Regions from separate parts of the Homo sapiens genome. Here region 2 is linked to region 1. A link is an interaction called in ENCODE POLR2A ChIA-PET data of the cell type or tissue named here. Cell type or tissue: MCF 10A. All regions are shown on one strand. Each heading gives the region's core, and the rest is flanking DNA. Links, peaks and the distances in the headings are about the cores only.

Region 1 (8,366 bases), core at 197-8,196:
CTTGGATTCTTTAAAAACTAATATGTTGAGAATGGAGAGTACAAGGGAAATGAATGATGTGACTTTTCCATAGTAACAACTCACATTTTCCCCATAACATTAGAAGATTTATTGAAGGAAAATATTGGCCATTTAAGGGTTTATTTGTCTAGAAAAGACAAGTGGTGGGTGTGGGGGTTAAACTCAATGTTCATTATTGATGGGGGCATGTTGTACTGTTTGAAATGCGGTGTTTGTTGAAATTCTCAAAAGCCTTATCAGAACAATCAGTCCATATAAAGCCCCAACACCAACTGTAAAACCATGAGAGATTTTATTGTATTTAATATTTCTGAGCTGGCCAAAACCAGCTTTTATTCAAGATGGTTTTATGCTTCCACATTTGGACTGCACTAGTCTGTGAAAACAAACTAAGGAGAAAGTTAAAAAAAAAAACCAACTCTTAATCTTATGGCTCCTTTTAAAGAGAACAGCTAGATTTGGGGAGAGAAATGGATCAAGGTGGAGAACAAGACTTAATCACTTATTTAGCAAATACGTCATGCACTGAGCTTAATTTCATAATTATCTCACTTAATCCTCACTAGGATCCTGAACTATAAGTATGACCCTTCTCATTTTGTAGATAAAGAAGCCAAATTTTAGAAAAGTTATACTCATGACGGCAACATAATTTTCAAGGACCTTGTTAAAAAATTATTGAGCATTTCGAGGTACCAGTAGCAGAACATAAAATCAGGCATGAGGCCCTTCTAAGCATAGGGCTTTATGTGACTTCACAGGTCACATGCCCATGAAGCCGGCCCTTGTCAGTCAACTCACTCCATGGCACAGAGTGAATAAATGGGAGAATCCAAGATTAATATTCACCCATTTACATTTACGCTATGATTCATGCTCCTCTAAAACTCTCAAGTCAATTCAGTCTTTCCCTTCTTTCGTTTATTCCCCATTTAGCTGTTAGACTTCTCTTGTACTATTTTACAAAAGGCTTTTTGAATGTATTGGTCTTTATTTTTTCACATATAAAGGCTTAGAAGTGAGGGCTGGGCACTGATCACTGTATTGGGTGATATCCCAATGTCCCATTTCCATCCTGCTCATTTCTTTCTCAAAGTGTGTTTATATGTCAGCCAGCTCTTCTTGTGTTTTGGGCATATATCAGAGATTATCTTCAAGAATTAACATCCACAGAAGCTCAGCTTCTGAAAGTAGCCTCCTAGATGTTTATAGCCCATAAAATGCTTATAGGATGTCAGTCACACTCTGGCACCACGCATCTTTGAAACAGAAATAATCCTAGCGACCACTGAATCCTTCAATCTCATTTTCGTTTTAAGGTTGTTGTTTTGTTACTCTAATTTCTGTTATGATCGGTATACTGAGGCCCAGAAGAATCAATAAGTCGCCCAAGGTCATAGAGTACATTAATGACAAATCTGGGACTAAACAAGTATCTTAAGCCCAAACATGAGATTATTTTTTTTTAAAAAAATGAGCAGTTGCTATCTAGTTAATCTCTTCCTTGGTTCACTAAACAGATTCGTCAAGAGTTAGATATGAGTCAGGCGCAGTGGCTCACGCCTGTAATCCCAGCACTTTGGGAGGCCGAGGCGGGCAGATCACGAGGTCAAGAGATTGAGACAATCCTGGCCAACATGGTGAAACCCTGTCTCTACTAAAAATACAAAAATTAGCTGGGTGTGGTGGCGCGTGGCTGTAGTCCCATCTACTCGGGAGGCTGAGGTGGGAGAATCACTTGAACCCAGGAAGCGGAGGTTGCAGTGAGCCAAGATGGTGCCTCCACACTGAAGCCTGGTGACAGAGCAAGACTCCGTCTCAACAACAACAAAAAGGAGTTATATATGTTCTCAGGTTAACAGCTGAATAAATAACAAAGAATGTCATTGTGCCTAGCAGCTAAGACTGTGGGAAGACTGAGTCTCCCGTTCTATGCCTCACCCTGCAGTATAGGAAGATGCCACCTGGGTCAGCTGGGTCATCTTGGATAAAGTGGTTACCCCTTAAAGACTAATGTGCCACTTGCATGGTTAAAATCTTGGCTCAAGTGGCTTATTGGATTATACAGCTTTCTCATGACAGTCGCACGTCTCTGAAATTCTCATGAACTGCTGTTTGGAAAGACTACAGTTGCTGAAAATAAACAGGAACCAAAAAATGCAAGCTGTCCTCTGTTCCCGGGAAAACCTAACTGTGCAAACAGCTTCCTACCCATGAGGGACAGTACAGAGCCAGGTATAGGATGACTCACTGGATTTATGAATCTTCTGTCTGTTGAGTAAGCAAGCACTGAGGATGTTTACGATATATTTTAGTGTTCTTTGAAGGTGTTACACTAAATGGGGAAATGCCCTCACCCTTAATGGCCTTAATAATGCTACCATAATATCCTGACTACATTCTCATAAGCAATCTTTTCTTTCTTTTTTTGTTTTTGAAGTCATCCAGGCTGGAGTGCCGTGGCGCGATCTCGGCTCACTGCAACCTTCACCTCCCGGTGCAAGCAATTCTTCAGCCTCAACCTCTCAGTAGCTGGAATTACAGGCATACACCACTATGCCCTGCTAACTTTTGTATTTTTAGTAGAGACAGGGTTTCACCATGTTGGCCAGGCTGGTCTCGGACTCCTAGCCTCAAGTGATCCACCTGCCTCAGCCTCCCAAAGTGTTGGGATTACAGGCATGGGCCATCACTCCTGGCTGCCATAAGGAACCTTTATATTAGTGAGTAATAGCAGCCACACAGTAAGTTCATGTTGAGTGTCTTGTCAAATGCTGACTAGCACTATGAATATAAAAACTGATCACTTGATTGTATCCAGCAGTCCATAACTTATAGAATAAAATAATTTACAGAGGCATCTAATTCAGGCCAAGCCTCTTGGCAAACTTAATTCATGCTATGAATATTTATTGATTTAACATTATGACAGTCTCTGTGCTAGAACTCAGGTAGGCTGTCCAAGACAACTTAGAGCTCATGGCTTAACTATTCCAAGCACATGAGTTTACTAACAATTTCCATTGCATCCAGGAAGCCTTCTTTTCTTATCTGAATTCCCATTAATCTATACCATTCACTAGACCCTTGAATTCCAGGCTGGGTTGGAAAATCATCCAGCCCAGTATATCACAAAGTGAGGAATGTGCACTATTAGTGGTGTGCAAGACAGTTTGGCAGTTTAAACTGGTAAACTTTAAAAAAAATTTATAAATAATTAAACACTAACCCTCACAGTGTGATGACAATTGTGATGGAGGTGTGCCCAACATGGAAGCCTGTTTTGCTTACTGCATAATGCTGAAGATGCTAGTGATGAGTTTTTCACCTGTATTTATAAAAAACTTCTCAAATCCAGAGTCTGTGTGATGAGTGGTCATAAGAATCAACTCTGATTTCTAAGACTTCCTCCATGTCTCAATATCCTGTTTTTCCTTCTCTTCTTTGGGTGTCTGAGATTTCAGGTGTAAGGAGAGTCTTCTTGGTGGGGATAATGTCTAAACAGATACAATATTTATAATCTGATAAATCTCAAAGGTGTGTCTCTACCTAGGACCATCTCAAGCTTGAGAGGCTTATATCAGATTGCCTGTTCAATGTCCCTACTTAGATACCTAGTACATATCTTTGTGCAGCCTGATCCCTGTTGGGCACCGTTTGATGATGAAGTGGAGACTAAAATCCAGACACATCTACTTGGAGGAAGGAGTGCTTTTTTTTTTCTTTTTCCTTTTTTTTTCTCTTTTTTTGCAAAAAGACAACTTTCACAAGTCAAGTGATGGGTTCTTGGGGCTTCCTCTACCTAGAGGTTCTTCCTAATTCTGTACAGAAATCAGGTCTTTCTCTAACTTGAACAAATATATCCTCTAAGTTAGTAGTAATTTTGCCCTTAAGCAAAAACTATCATGGTATCTATGGGAAAATGAAAAAAATTTAAGATGCCTGAAGAAGCTAGAAGTGAATAATAAGACTACTTTCTTGATAACTTCTACATATTTTTATATTTTTCATATTTAACCTTAAGTTGAGGTATTTTGAAGGGAGTGATCTTACTTTACTCTTCACATATAGCAAACTGAAGAAATTTTGCTGAGTGAATGGATAGACATGGTCCTAGAAAACATATTAGAAGTGGGCAAATCACAGTAACAAATCACCGTGTGTGTGTGTGTGTCTACTTAGCTATACATTGATACAAACAATTATTAAAACAAAGTAGATTGAGCCGTGAGAGGGCTTATTTTTCAGATGCTATTTGAAAACACTCGTTAAGCCATACTGGAAGGCTTCAAGGAGCTCACTGTTAAGACAAAAGTGAATAAACAGAGGAGGTAACAAATTATACTTAGAGCTAAGTTAGAATGAATTCATTCTTGCTATGGAATAACAGAGGAGGAGCTTTAGCCAGGCTGGATAATTTTTTAAATCTTCTTCAACACTTAGAATAATTTTAGAAGAGTGAATAGGAGTGACTTTATCAGCAGTACAGAGGATGAAATGTCTAAAATAATACTTGTGTGAGTGAAATGTCTAAAATGCTGGGGAAGGATGATTTTCTTGACTAGAGGCATCTGCTGTTATCTGGTGGCCCAGAGCTTAGGTTTCAAAAAGGTACAGAAAGGGTTGTGGGAAATAAATTCTGGGGCCCACGTAAATTTGAAGATCAGATTGGAGATGCCTCATAATCTGAAATTCCTAAGATGCAACACATCAGTGGGTGAACTAGAGAAAACCATGTTTTTCAGAGGCATGTGATGGAGTTATTGGCCTTGGTTCTGAGAGGAAGAAAAAAGAAAATTCCCTTAAAACTTCCCAATCATAAGCCCACTCTCACTCAGGTTTAGAGCTGTAATTCAGACAACCTTTGTGGCACAAAACATGTTAATCTAGACTTTAAAGTTCTGGATTGGTAATGCCTCTAGACAAATTTCCGTGAGGAATACACTCTCAACATAGGTTTTAAATATTTCTGACAAATATGGACAAGTGAATTGGAACTCAAAATAAAAAATCACAAAGCACATAAAAATTAGTGGTATTATAAATAAAACCCAGGAGAAACATCAAACAGTATAGTCATATGCAAAAGACTACTTGTACGAATATACAATGTAAAACACTTTTATATTCATTATGTTCTTAAAAAGAAACAAAAAAATCAATAAGAAGCAAGAACTTGTTAAAAATGGGTCAGGTAAATTAGGTAAAAGATCAGAAATTATAGGAATAAAAATATGATAATTGAAATTAGAATTACATTGGATATATTAAACATCAATTAAAGCTAGAGAGAAAAATCAAGAATTGACAGGGCAATGTAAAGAGATTAAACAGAGAACAATGCTAAAGTATAATAAGATAGAAAATACAGGCCAGGCGCCGTGGCTCACGCCTGTAATCCCAGCATTTTGGGAGGCCGACGCTGGCGGATCACAAGGTCAGGAGATTGAGACCATCCTGGTTAACACGGTGAAACCCTGTCTCTACTAAAAATACAAAAAATTAGCTGGGCGTGGTGGTGTGCGCCTGTAATCCCAGCTACTCGGGAGGCTGAGGCAGGAGAATGGCATGAACCCGGGAGGCGGAGCTTGCAGTGAGCCGAAATTGTACCACTGCACTCCAGCCTGGGCGAGAGTGCGAGACTCTGTCTCAAAAAAAAAAAAAAAAAAAAAAAAAAAAGAAAAGAAAAGCAAAAGGGGAAATGAGGAGATGTGCCATGGAGTTATTTGCATCTCTTGGCAATACATGATAGATTAGTAGGTCTGATACATGCTTAATTACAGTTCTAGACATAAAGAGGCGAACAGATTGTCAAAAGGCATTATGCAAAGCAATAGTAGCAGTTTAGTGAATCCTAAGTAGAAAGACAAAGACACACATAAACTAAATAAATTATAGTAAAACTACAGTGACATAGGAAAACATCAATAGCAAAGAGACATTATTAAAATATGACAGAAGAATAAACCAGCTTAAGTCAAAGGCATGAAAGTTAGACTAGCTGCTAACTTTAATCCACAGAAAGAGGAGAGTGGAACATTTCAAATTATTGGAAAAAATCAAGCTGGAATTGAATATCCAATAATACCAATTTAAAAACAATAGTAAAATCAAGACTTCTTCAGATAAACAACTGAATTCACTACCATTACTAAAGTAATTTAAAAAAATAAAATTTGGGAAGGAAAAAAATAATCCATAAAAGAAGGTCTGGAATGCAACAAGAAATACTGAGAAAAAAATGTTACCCATGTGGATAAGTCTAAACAAACCTTGACTATCTATTTGAAATCTAGAATTAAAATTCTGCAATAAACAGTATATGTCATGTAAGGATAATGAGAATTACTATGTCCTTAGATTCTTGTGTTCAGAAAGAGAAAGTAAATATGGACTAACTTTGGATGAAATGAAGCAGGTACAGTATTTAATTTCAGAGAAACACTGTAATAATAGAAATCTAGTAGGAGACTTCCAAAACAGCACAGAGGAGGGAACAATATGGAGTAAGGAGAAATAAATCCCTAATCAGTGAAATATTTTAAATGGGCAAAACATGAGAAAAAAGGAAAAAGCATGAGAATAGAATGCATAAAATAAAATGACAGAAACAAATCCAACTATATTAATACTCAAAATTAATGGCCATGGACTGGAGTTTTTAGGTTAAAAAAATCGCTAGATTGGATTTTTTTTCCCCAAATGAGCTCTCTGATTTTAAAAAGAGAAACACATAAAACATAAGGCCAAAAAAAGAAGTAAAGAATGAAACAAAATTTTACTAGGCAAACAGTAATAAAACTAGGTTGATATAATGATCATAAATGTAGACTTGGAGGTAGAACTCTTTACCAGAAATAAAGAGGATCACTACATGTTGATTAAATGTTTCTTTTGCCAACAAGAGATAATATTTGTATGCACATATCATTTAGTAAAATACAGAGCACAAATTAAGAAATTTTCAAGGAACAATGGATAAAGCCGCTATCATATTAAAATATTTTTAAAAACATCATCTTCTCACAATTATTAGATTAGCCATTTGTTTAAAGAGTCTCTGAGGATACAGGAAATGTAAATGTCACAATTAACAACCTGGAGCTAATGGATGAGAGAAGTTGTCCCTGGCTGTGTGTGTACTGGTGGTATGAAGCGTGTGTGGATATATCCCACACACCCCAAAACCCACCACAAACCCAAAAACCGTGTTTCATATAACATCTGAAAATGCTAGTTTAAGGCATATTTTAAAATTAGTGAAAATATTATTGAATATTAGAAATATTAGTGAATATTAGTGAAAATCAACCACATACCAGTTCATAAAAGAAGTCTGAAGAATTAGCTTATATAAACCATATTATTTAATCAAAACACACAAAATAAACAAAAATAAAACATAATCAAATATGTTGACAATTTGAAAACATACATCTAAATAACTTAGATTACAAAGAAAAATATTACAGAAATTTTAGTATGCTTACAACTGCATGATTGGAATACAACTTAAACAAAATAGTGGAATCCAATTAAAAGCAGGGCTTAGTGACTAATTCATTGTTTTTTATGCTTTTATTACAAAATAAGAAAGACTTAAATTTAAGAAAAAATTAGAAGAGATTTGCAGGAGGCCATTATCCTTAGCAAACTAACACAGAATCAGAAAACAAATACTGCATGTTCTCCCTTGTAAGTGGGAGCTAAATGATGAGAACACATGGACGCATAGAGGGGAACAACACACACTGGGGCATATCGAAGGATGGAGGGTGGGAGGAGAAAGAGGATCAGGAAAAATAACTAATGGGAACTAGGCTTAATACTTGGGTGATGAAATAATCTGTAAGCCTGGGGGCAGTGGCTCAGTCCTGTAATCCCAGCAATTTGGGAGGCCGAGTTGGGCAGCTCACCTGAGGTCAGGAGTTAGAGACCAGCTTGGCCAACATGGTGAAACCCCGTCTCAACTAAAAATACAAAAATTAGCCAGGTGTGGTAGCAGGCACCTGTAATCCCAGCTACTTGGGAGACTGAGGCACGAGAATTGCTTGAACCCAGGAGGCGGAGGTTGCAGTGAGCTGAAATCCTACCACTTCACTCTAGCCTAGATGACAGTGAGACTCTGTCTCTCAAAAAAAAAAAAAAAAAAGAAAGAAAAGAAAAAGAAAAATAGTCTGTACTGCAAACCCCCATGACACAAGTTTACCTTGTAACAAACCTGCACATGTATCACTGAACTTAAAATAAAAGTTAAAAAAGAAAGTATTTGCTCAACTATAGGCCAGGTGGTTCATGCCTGTAATTCCAGCATTTTGAGAGGCTGAGGTGGGAGGATCATTTGA
Region 2 (8,366 bases), core at 199-8,198, 390 kb before region 1:
CTATGAGTCAAGACCAGCCCCAACCTCTGACTATATAACTTCCCAACACCTGGCTCAAAGCAGAATACTATCAATCCTCCAGAAGTAGACCATTAAGATGCCAGACAGCCTGTGGCTGCTGTGGAGATGAAGCAAGCTGACAGATACATTTGGGATGCTTCCATTTCTCAGTGATCATTCAGCGAGGGTTCCAGATGCCTTGAAGGCTTCTAGAAGCCTTTTTGCCATCTCTGCATGAATAAATCTATCAGTCCTTCAAGATGCTGCTTAAAGAAATCTACTATTGAAAGGTTTATCAGGTAACTTTGGCCTAAATTTATCTTTCTCTCTTCTGAATTGTCTGGGGAATTGATATGATATTATTTGATTTATCATTTAAAAAAAGATTTGGAATGGCTTTATTATGCATGCATAACTCCTTCTCTTAGGAAATTAGCTAATTCTAGATTGTATTTATATTAGTCTATAAACAGTTGGTTTGCATATGTGCAGTTAGATTGTATGTAGACTATAAGCTCTATGAGGGCAGGGATATATCTGAGACATTCATCTCTGAATGCACAACACAAAACACTTTATCTAGAACATAGTAAATGCACAATATGTTTATATTAAATGAAATGAAGCTGAATGTATTTCTTGGTTTGAACTTACACATAGCAGGTTCTTATATTGTGGAATTAATGAATGAACAAATACTCTTACTTTCCTGATGGCCCTAATGTAATTAGCTCTCCTGTAATCTCTTCTACAGTAAGATGTATCAAGGAATTTGTCACAGCCTCAGTTCTGTAATTAGTTCGTTTTAATTCATTCAGTTATTCAGTGAGTATTTACTACGTTCCAGACACCACACTAAGTGCAGAAGGTACAAAAGTGACAAAGACAGACCTAGCTCCTTCCCATGAGATTCTAGACATCAACCCAAGGGCTTTTAAGAGCTCAGTACTTTCTACTTTGAGACAAGATTTCTCTATGATCAAGTAAACTCCTTTGGCAGAAGGTGGAATTGGCCAGGCCTAAGATGCACTCAGCATGAAAATTTGGTTTTGGTGTGAAGGAAGCATCCTGGGTTATTAGTTAGTAACCCTTTCAATTTCATTGCAGTATTTATCATTTTGTTGTACTGTTGTTAAATATAGGTCTCCCTTTCTCATTTTAAATTTTTACCTTCATTACTTTTTTTTAAGTTCCCAGATACTTGGCCTCTTATGAGGCCATATAACAGGAAGTGCAATAAATGGAAGATCTGGAGGAGAAGCTCTGAGCTCCTCTTCTGCCAAGCAGGTCTGACCAACAGGGTCATTGTGTGACCTTGGGCAAGTCGCATCCACTCTTGAGGTCTCAGTTTCTCTTGTAAAATGAGCAACTGTGTATGGTTTCCAATTCTAAGATCCCTTTGGTTCCAGTGATCTGTGGTCCATTGCTAATTTCACAATATTTTTGTTGAACTTAATTTTGAATTTCACTTTAGACCCAAGTCAACTGGCCAACATTAAGTACAAACCCTCCAAATAGTGTTTCTTTCCATAGTTTGGCTTAAGCATTGGTGGTGCCTCACGACTTCCTCCCTCCTGCCCCTTGAACAGAAGTTCCATTACCAACCAAATTAAATCCACAAATCTTAATCCATAAAATATTTCCATCCAGACACAATAATGAGATTCATATTTGTGGTTTAGTATACCTAAGAAATGCTCAGATGAAATATGACTAGATCCATTGATACATTCAGACCACAAACTGCCCTGGTGTGGTCTGGTTTCAATTTTTGAAATAAAACTGCAGAGCACTTGCTTTCTCTCTTCTATTTCTTGCCTAGACAGAAAAGAAAATAAAAAGTGGTTCTGGACAAGTGGCAACAATATAGATTCCTGTAAAATTCTGGAAAATTATTTCAAAAATAAATTTGAATTCATTTCCCAATGGAACAATGACCTCTTCTATTTTGGTCTTCATCCAGAATTTTAAGAAATCTAGTTGGCTCTTTCAGAAGCATTGAATAGTGAGTTCTCAAAGTCTTGAGCCAAGGTTAAGAAATGGAAGAGATTTATCTAGGAAGAACCGATTACAGACAGACTTACAACACAACCCTAAATAAGAGAACTTCTGAATAGGGGTCTGTGAGATGGTTGCCTTTGTGAAACTGTTATCAGCCACCCAAAGTCAGAAATTTAGTCCCGAAAGACCCTGAAAAATTTTAAGAAGGCATTGTGATGGGAGAGACAGGGGCATTGCCTTTAGAGTCAGGAAGACTTAAGACCAATTTCTACTTATCTGCTGGGGAGCCTTGGACAACGTCCTATACCTTCTGAATTGTGGCTTATTCAACTATAAAATCTCTCCAGGGTTGTTTGAGGCAGTGAATGGGACAACAAAGCTATAAGTGCCTGACATATTAATAATAAACGTTACACATATGTTAGTATATCTTCTCCTCTTCTTTCCTTTTCCTGTCTCCCTTTATGAGAGAGCTCCATGACATTGGGCATATTAAAAAATAAAAGAGTAATAGTGTAGAGGTGGTTCAAGCACTGGTTAAGAAGTAGAATTGGTTTGGGATCAATTATGTTTCAACTCAAAGAGCTGACATAGCTACCTGGAACTGCCTTGAGAAAGATTCTGTGGCTATGATTAGGCTTTCGGGAAAAGGTGCTGTGATGGATTAGCAATATCCACCATGGGTACAGGAGTGGAGAGTGTTGACGTGTACACCAAATATTTGGCATAGCAAAACTAGACAGCTTTGGAAATCTTTCCCGATCCAATGTGCTAATATTCAAATGAATGGAATCCTGCTTGAGTGGGATTTGCATCAGAAGGAGCCAGATGGAGCCATTGACAATTACAAAATCCTGTTTAAATCAAGTTCAATAAAGTCTCATACATTTTGATAGAATATGACTCATGAAACAAAAATACGTCTCTAGGACTGGAAGCAGGAAACCAGACTCTCAGGGAAAACTAAGACTACTCCCGTAATTAATTTGTGTGACCTCAGGCAAAGCAAACATACTTTCATTGTCTATTTTCCCTTTCCCAAAATGGGACCATCTAAATGCTATAATAATAATGAACATTGATTGCATATGTCGTCTGTGCCAGACACTGCTTTTTGTGTCTTCTGTGGATTATCTCATTGAATCCTCCCCAAGACTTCTGAGGTAGTTGTCTTTATTTTTCACAGTTTATGGAGGAGAAAACTGAGGCTCACACAGCTCAAGATCACATAGCTAGAAACGGGGAACAGAAATTTAAATCAGGTGAACTGATTCACTTGTTTTAATTATGTTAAAGGGTGGTTTGCATAACTAAGGTCGGGGTCCAGAGAAACTACTGGTAATGAAATATCTTTATGATCTACAGGCAGGACAGGAAAAACTGCAGAAAAATCTGAAAAATAGAGATATGTCTAACCCCCTTAACTTGGCTTTAACTTAGCTGTGTAACTTTAAACAGCATTTTCTAAAGTGTAATCTACAACACGTTGATAGGTACTAATCTGAGGGAAAAAGATTTCCTAATTAAACACGTTTGGAAAATGTTATTTTAAACCAAATATGATTTTAAGCCAAACAAATTACACAACTTTCTTTACTTCAGGTTTTTCCAGGGTGTTTAATAGGTTCATGCTCGTTGGAAATCTCGAAGAAGGGGACAGTTTATAGAGTGTTTCCCAAATCTACTTGATTATTCTGTTTGAAGTGAGTCACAGGATTAGGTTGGATGGCACACGATGGGGGAAGAACTGATAGAGAACAAATCCTAGACCCTTACTCCTTTCATTTCTTCCTGTATTAGAAGGAAGTAGAGATATACCTAACTATGACCTCTCTGGGATAAAATGTGAAGCTCTATGTTAGAGGATCTTGAGCAATTTAAACTAAGAGTGAAGCAAGTAGGTCAATATTTATACTGTGCGTGGCACTTTACAAATGCTGTTTAATCATGTTACCAACTCTGGGAATTAGGGAGCATTGTTTGTATTTTACTGGTAAGAGAACTGAAGGCTTAAGAAGGTTAAGTAAGTGGCCTAGTCAGCAATTATTTGAATCAGAATTAAGAACAGTCTTATAATTCCAAAGTCTATGCTCTTTCTGCTATATCAAGTTACCTTTGAAGTAAGATTCATTGTTCAAGTTAAAGAATTAATATTTATCTACTAACTATCAGAGAGAAACACAATATCATTAATATGAATAGAGTTGTTGGATTTGCAAAATGGAACAAGGTAGGATGGTGTTTGGGAATTGGGGTTTACATAACTATTTTATTTACTGTTGTGAACTTGAGGGGAGGGCATAGGCCAGGTGGACTATAATATCTGTGTCTTAGGCAAATCTTTAAAGCCCCTGGAGAAAAGCCTGCTCTCCTTGAGTCTGACCTGAAGAGAAGGTTAATAAGTGAGAGGAAGATACAGTGAGAAGTAGCAGATGGGGGAGCTAAAAATCTATCATTTCTGGAAAACTGGGCTTCACACTATGTACTATCTAAAAAACGTGTGGTTTCCAAGAAATCAGTCAAGATCAGAGAGCGTTTCAGAGGGGCTGGAAATTACCACTTTCAGTTTTGAAAGCATGGACTTCTATGAACAAACAACTTATTTGTATAAGTAAGGAAAGGAGGGAAAATTCCTTCTAAATAGGATCATTTAATTCAGCATATGGCAGGAAATTCAAGAAATTAGCCAGAGAGAAATACTAGTCAGAGGAAGGCAGAGGCAAATGAAGATGAATCATACAAATGAATAACTTTTAATCATTATTCTGAACTTCTTTTAGGTATAGAGTTTGGCATTATGTTTTTGGAGGGGAACTTACTAGATGATTTTTTTTTTCTGCTTCAATCTCTATATACACAAGTATGATAATATCCACCTTGTTAGGTTAAGGTGACTGGAAAGTAAGTATAAAAATTTAGTAAGGTTGACTGGAAGGGATCAGTAAACATTTCCTTAAATGACCAAATAGAAAATATGTAAAGCTTTGCAGTTAGATGATTTCAGTCACAACTATTCAACTCTGCTATTGTAGAGGCAGCAGCTATAGATAATACACAAACAAATGAGCATGGCTGTGTTCCAATAAAACTTTATTTACAAAAATAGGCTGCCACCCTATGGTTTGCTAACCTCTGCTGGAATATAGTAGTTATTCAATAAATGACAGCTTCTATTATGAAACTAAATACAGATTGAATTGAACAATAAGGAAACTAACATTTTGTTGAGTGCCTATTATATACATTTTTATGCCAAATCTTACACTAAATGCTTTTTATTCATGCTATCATTTATCTTGTCATTTGTCATGACAACCTGGTGAGTTAGGTATTATTATGCTTATTTGAAAATTAATTTGAGACTCAGGGAGTTTCCATGACTGGCTTAAGAGGCAGAGCCAGCTTTTGAATCCTGATTTATTTGTGGTTCTAAAATGTCTGCTTTCAACTACATTGAGCTACACTGGGCTGACTCCTAAAGGAATTTTCTTAGTTCAGATAAGGTAAAAACTTAAATTTTTACTGCTCCATAAAGAAAGAGATCAGCATTCAAGTGGATGAACTCACTTTCCATTTCCTAGACCTTCAGCAGCTCTTTGGTGGCTGTGCACATGTAAGCACCAAAATATTTGACCTCTGTTTTTCTCCCAGAACCTCTGGCTGGATCTCAAGTTTTATGTACTTCCTTTTTGGAGAATACTTAAGCCAAGGTGTACTGTTTGCAAACACTTATTAGCCTTGGGTAGATATTGGCGAGTTTCCGTTGGCATCAAATGGGCTTCCAGAATCTGCTGAGGCCTGGCTGTGCTCATTGATTGTCTTTGCCAAAAAGAGCTGCTAATTAGGATGACATCCTGCTTGTCTCTACCTCTAGAGCTAGGTTTTCCTTCCTGGGCATGCCTATTTTGTCCCAAGCAGTATGTTTGGATTTTTAGTGCAGATCTAGATGAACAAGAGCAAATTTGCAGTCCCTTTAAAATCTATGAAGCCTTGTGCTCCAGTGAAGAATTTCCCAGACTACGTTGCAAGATGTTTTTAGGTAGATGTCCTATGGTCAGGTATGTTTGGAGATACTGGGCTAACGAAAGTTGAACAGATTAATTACAGCAAGATATCTCAGATGATGCACTCTACTTCCCTGAACCATCCATTGGCTTCTAACCACACTCAGAATGAAATTCAAACTCCTAGCCATTGCCTACAGAGCTCCTTCTCTCATTTCATTCAGACATCTGCACAATGGCACATTCACCTCTCACCCCATCTAAAAGAGCACTCCTCTCACCACCAGTCATTGTTTATGCCCTTACCTTGTTTTGTCTTTCTTCTTAGCAAATATCACTACCTGAAATTGTGCTATAAGTTTATGTGATTCCTTTTTATTGTCTGCCTTCCCCCTGCTATGGTCTGAATGTTTGTGTTCCCTCAAAATCCACACATTGGAACATAATCACCAGTGTGACAATATTAGTTGGCAGAGTCTTTGGGAGGTACTTAGATCATGAGGGCAGAGGCTTCATAAATAGAATTTGTGCCCTTATTAAAAGAGACCCCATAGAGCTGCCTTATGTCTTCTGCCATGTGAGGACATATAAGGTGCCATCTTGATCTTGGACTTCCCAGCCTCCAGAACTGTGAGAAAGTAATTTCTGTTGTTTGTAAGTCACTCAGTTTATGGTATTTTGTTGTAGCAGCTTGTACAAACTAAGATATGCCACCATAATGTAAACACCATGAATAAAAGGATCTTGACTGTATTGCTTTCTATTGTATCACCAGCCCTAAAACTATGTATTGAATGGACATATGAGCTGTGCATTTCCAAGAACAGAAGAGTACCAAGTGTTTCCCAAACTCATTTGGCCACAAAACCCTTTTTTAGGTGATTCCCATGAGAATGCTTTTCCACATGACACACTTTTGGGAACTGCTTCTCTAGTGGGATCTTATCATCAAGAACTATTTGATCAACAGGTAACAAAACAATGACAACAACAAAACATTTATATTGAATGCCAGTTTCTGTGCTAAGCAGTGTTCATGAACTACATCATTTAATCATCACAATAAACTTTAAACTAGGTGCTACTACTTTGCTTTTAATATGGATAAGAAGAAATTAGCTTAAAGAAGCTAAGTAACTTGGCCAAGATCACATAGCAAGCAAATACCTCTCAAACCCAGAGGATTCTTATGCCAAAGTCATACTCTTAACCATTATTCATTTCTTCTTGTGGGCTGTGAGCTTCTCCATGTCCTAAGATAGAGAGCTCTTTGTCTCCATCCCACCCTTGAGCCTGTTCTTTCCTCCTATTAGTTGTTGACTAATCTTTGTTATAACCTCCAGATTTTCAGCTATCTCTTGTGACTCAGCCTCAAATCCCCAGACAGGACTCCTCTGTCCTTGGTACTGGTTTTTCCAAATCCAAAGCAATTTGTGTTTTTATCCTGAAGGCCACCTCTGAAAGCAAACACATTCCTTGAGGTCTGTGTCCTGAGACAGTTTCCTGTCCTAGGGCTGGGATGGTTTCCTCCTATCACATGTTGTGTCATCACACTGCATACTTGCAAGCCAGTGGGTGAAGCGTGAAAACAACTTCAAGCTCTGGGCTTTCTGAGCAAACTGCTAAGGAAGAGGATGTCCAAATCTGGGACACAGCAAGGACTCCTATTAATTGCTAAAGATTAACTTTATTCCAGTTGTGCTAGGTTTCAGATAAACCAGATACAATTTTTTCTTTTAGGAACTATATTGTCAAGAGGGGCAGACAGGCCATTCCAGGATGATAAAGGAGATGATAGATTTAAAAAAAGAAACATAGGTAGAATGAGATGACAGTAAAAGGGCATCTAATTTACCTGGAGGAAGTGGTGCCTGAACTGAATTTTGAGAGAAAAATATGAATAGGTGAAAAACATAAAAAAGGATATTCTAGGCACGAGGGAATGGCATTTACAAGGATATAAAAAGAATAAAAGGGTTGATGTGAACAGTATGAATGACAGCTGAAGTACAGGATCTGTTTAGAGACCAGAAGCAAGATCATGGAGAATCTTGAATGTCAGAATATCTGGACTTTTTTGCAGGCAGAAGAAAAGCATTTGGAAATCTTGAGGCCCAGGAATGTTAACCTCTATGTCTCAGGTTGAAGAAGGGGAAGGCTGGGTTGCTGGGGGCCAGTGGGAAAGCTGTTGCAGTGGCCCATCTGTGAGATGCTAAGATCTGAACTACAGGGGTAATGGAGGTGGGGCAGGGGGTGGTGATCAAGAAAGTGGGGAGGCAGTGAACAGATTTGCTTGTCAAGGCAGTAGAGACTACAACATTTTGTGTGTGGGGTTAGTAAAGAAAAAAGAATTAATCGAAG

The links. ChIA-PET counts read pairs that join two places held together with the same protein. Peaks named below come from ENCODE experiments on the same cell type or tissue, not always from the same donor. Only the 100,000 strongest peaks of a DNase experiment are listed, where the experiment ranks them.
Region 2: POLR2A ChIA-PET joins it to region 1 with 5 read pairs; 2 of 35 experiments call an interaction of 5 or more read pairs at or near these places.

Annotation. Positions count from the first base shown.
Region 1 is chr9:115,496,267-115,504,632 of GRCh38, forward strand. No RefSeq gene overlaps it. Among named protein-coding and RNA genes, the nearest start is that of DELEC1, 360 kb to the left of the region's middle. In MCF 10A, for the core only: no CTCF peak of the experiment used is centred there; no DNase peak of the experiment used is centred there.
Region 2 is chr9:115,102,251-115,110,616 of GRCh38, forward strand. The region is part of intron 1 of TNC (tenascin C); the gene reads right to left. The region is part of intron 1 of LOC124902255 (a long non-coding RNA gene); the gene reads left to right. Among named protein-coding and RNA genes, the nearest start is that of TNC, 12 kb to the right of the region's middle. In MCF 10A, for the core only: no CTCF peak of the experiment used is centred there; a DNase peak (open chromatin) is centred at 3,931.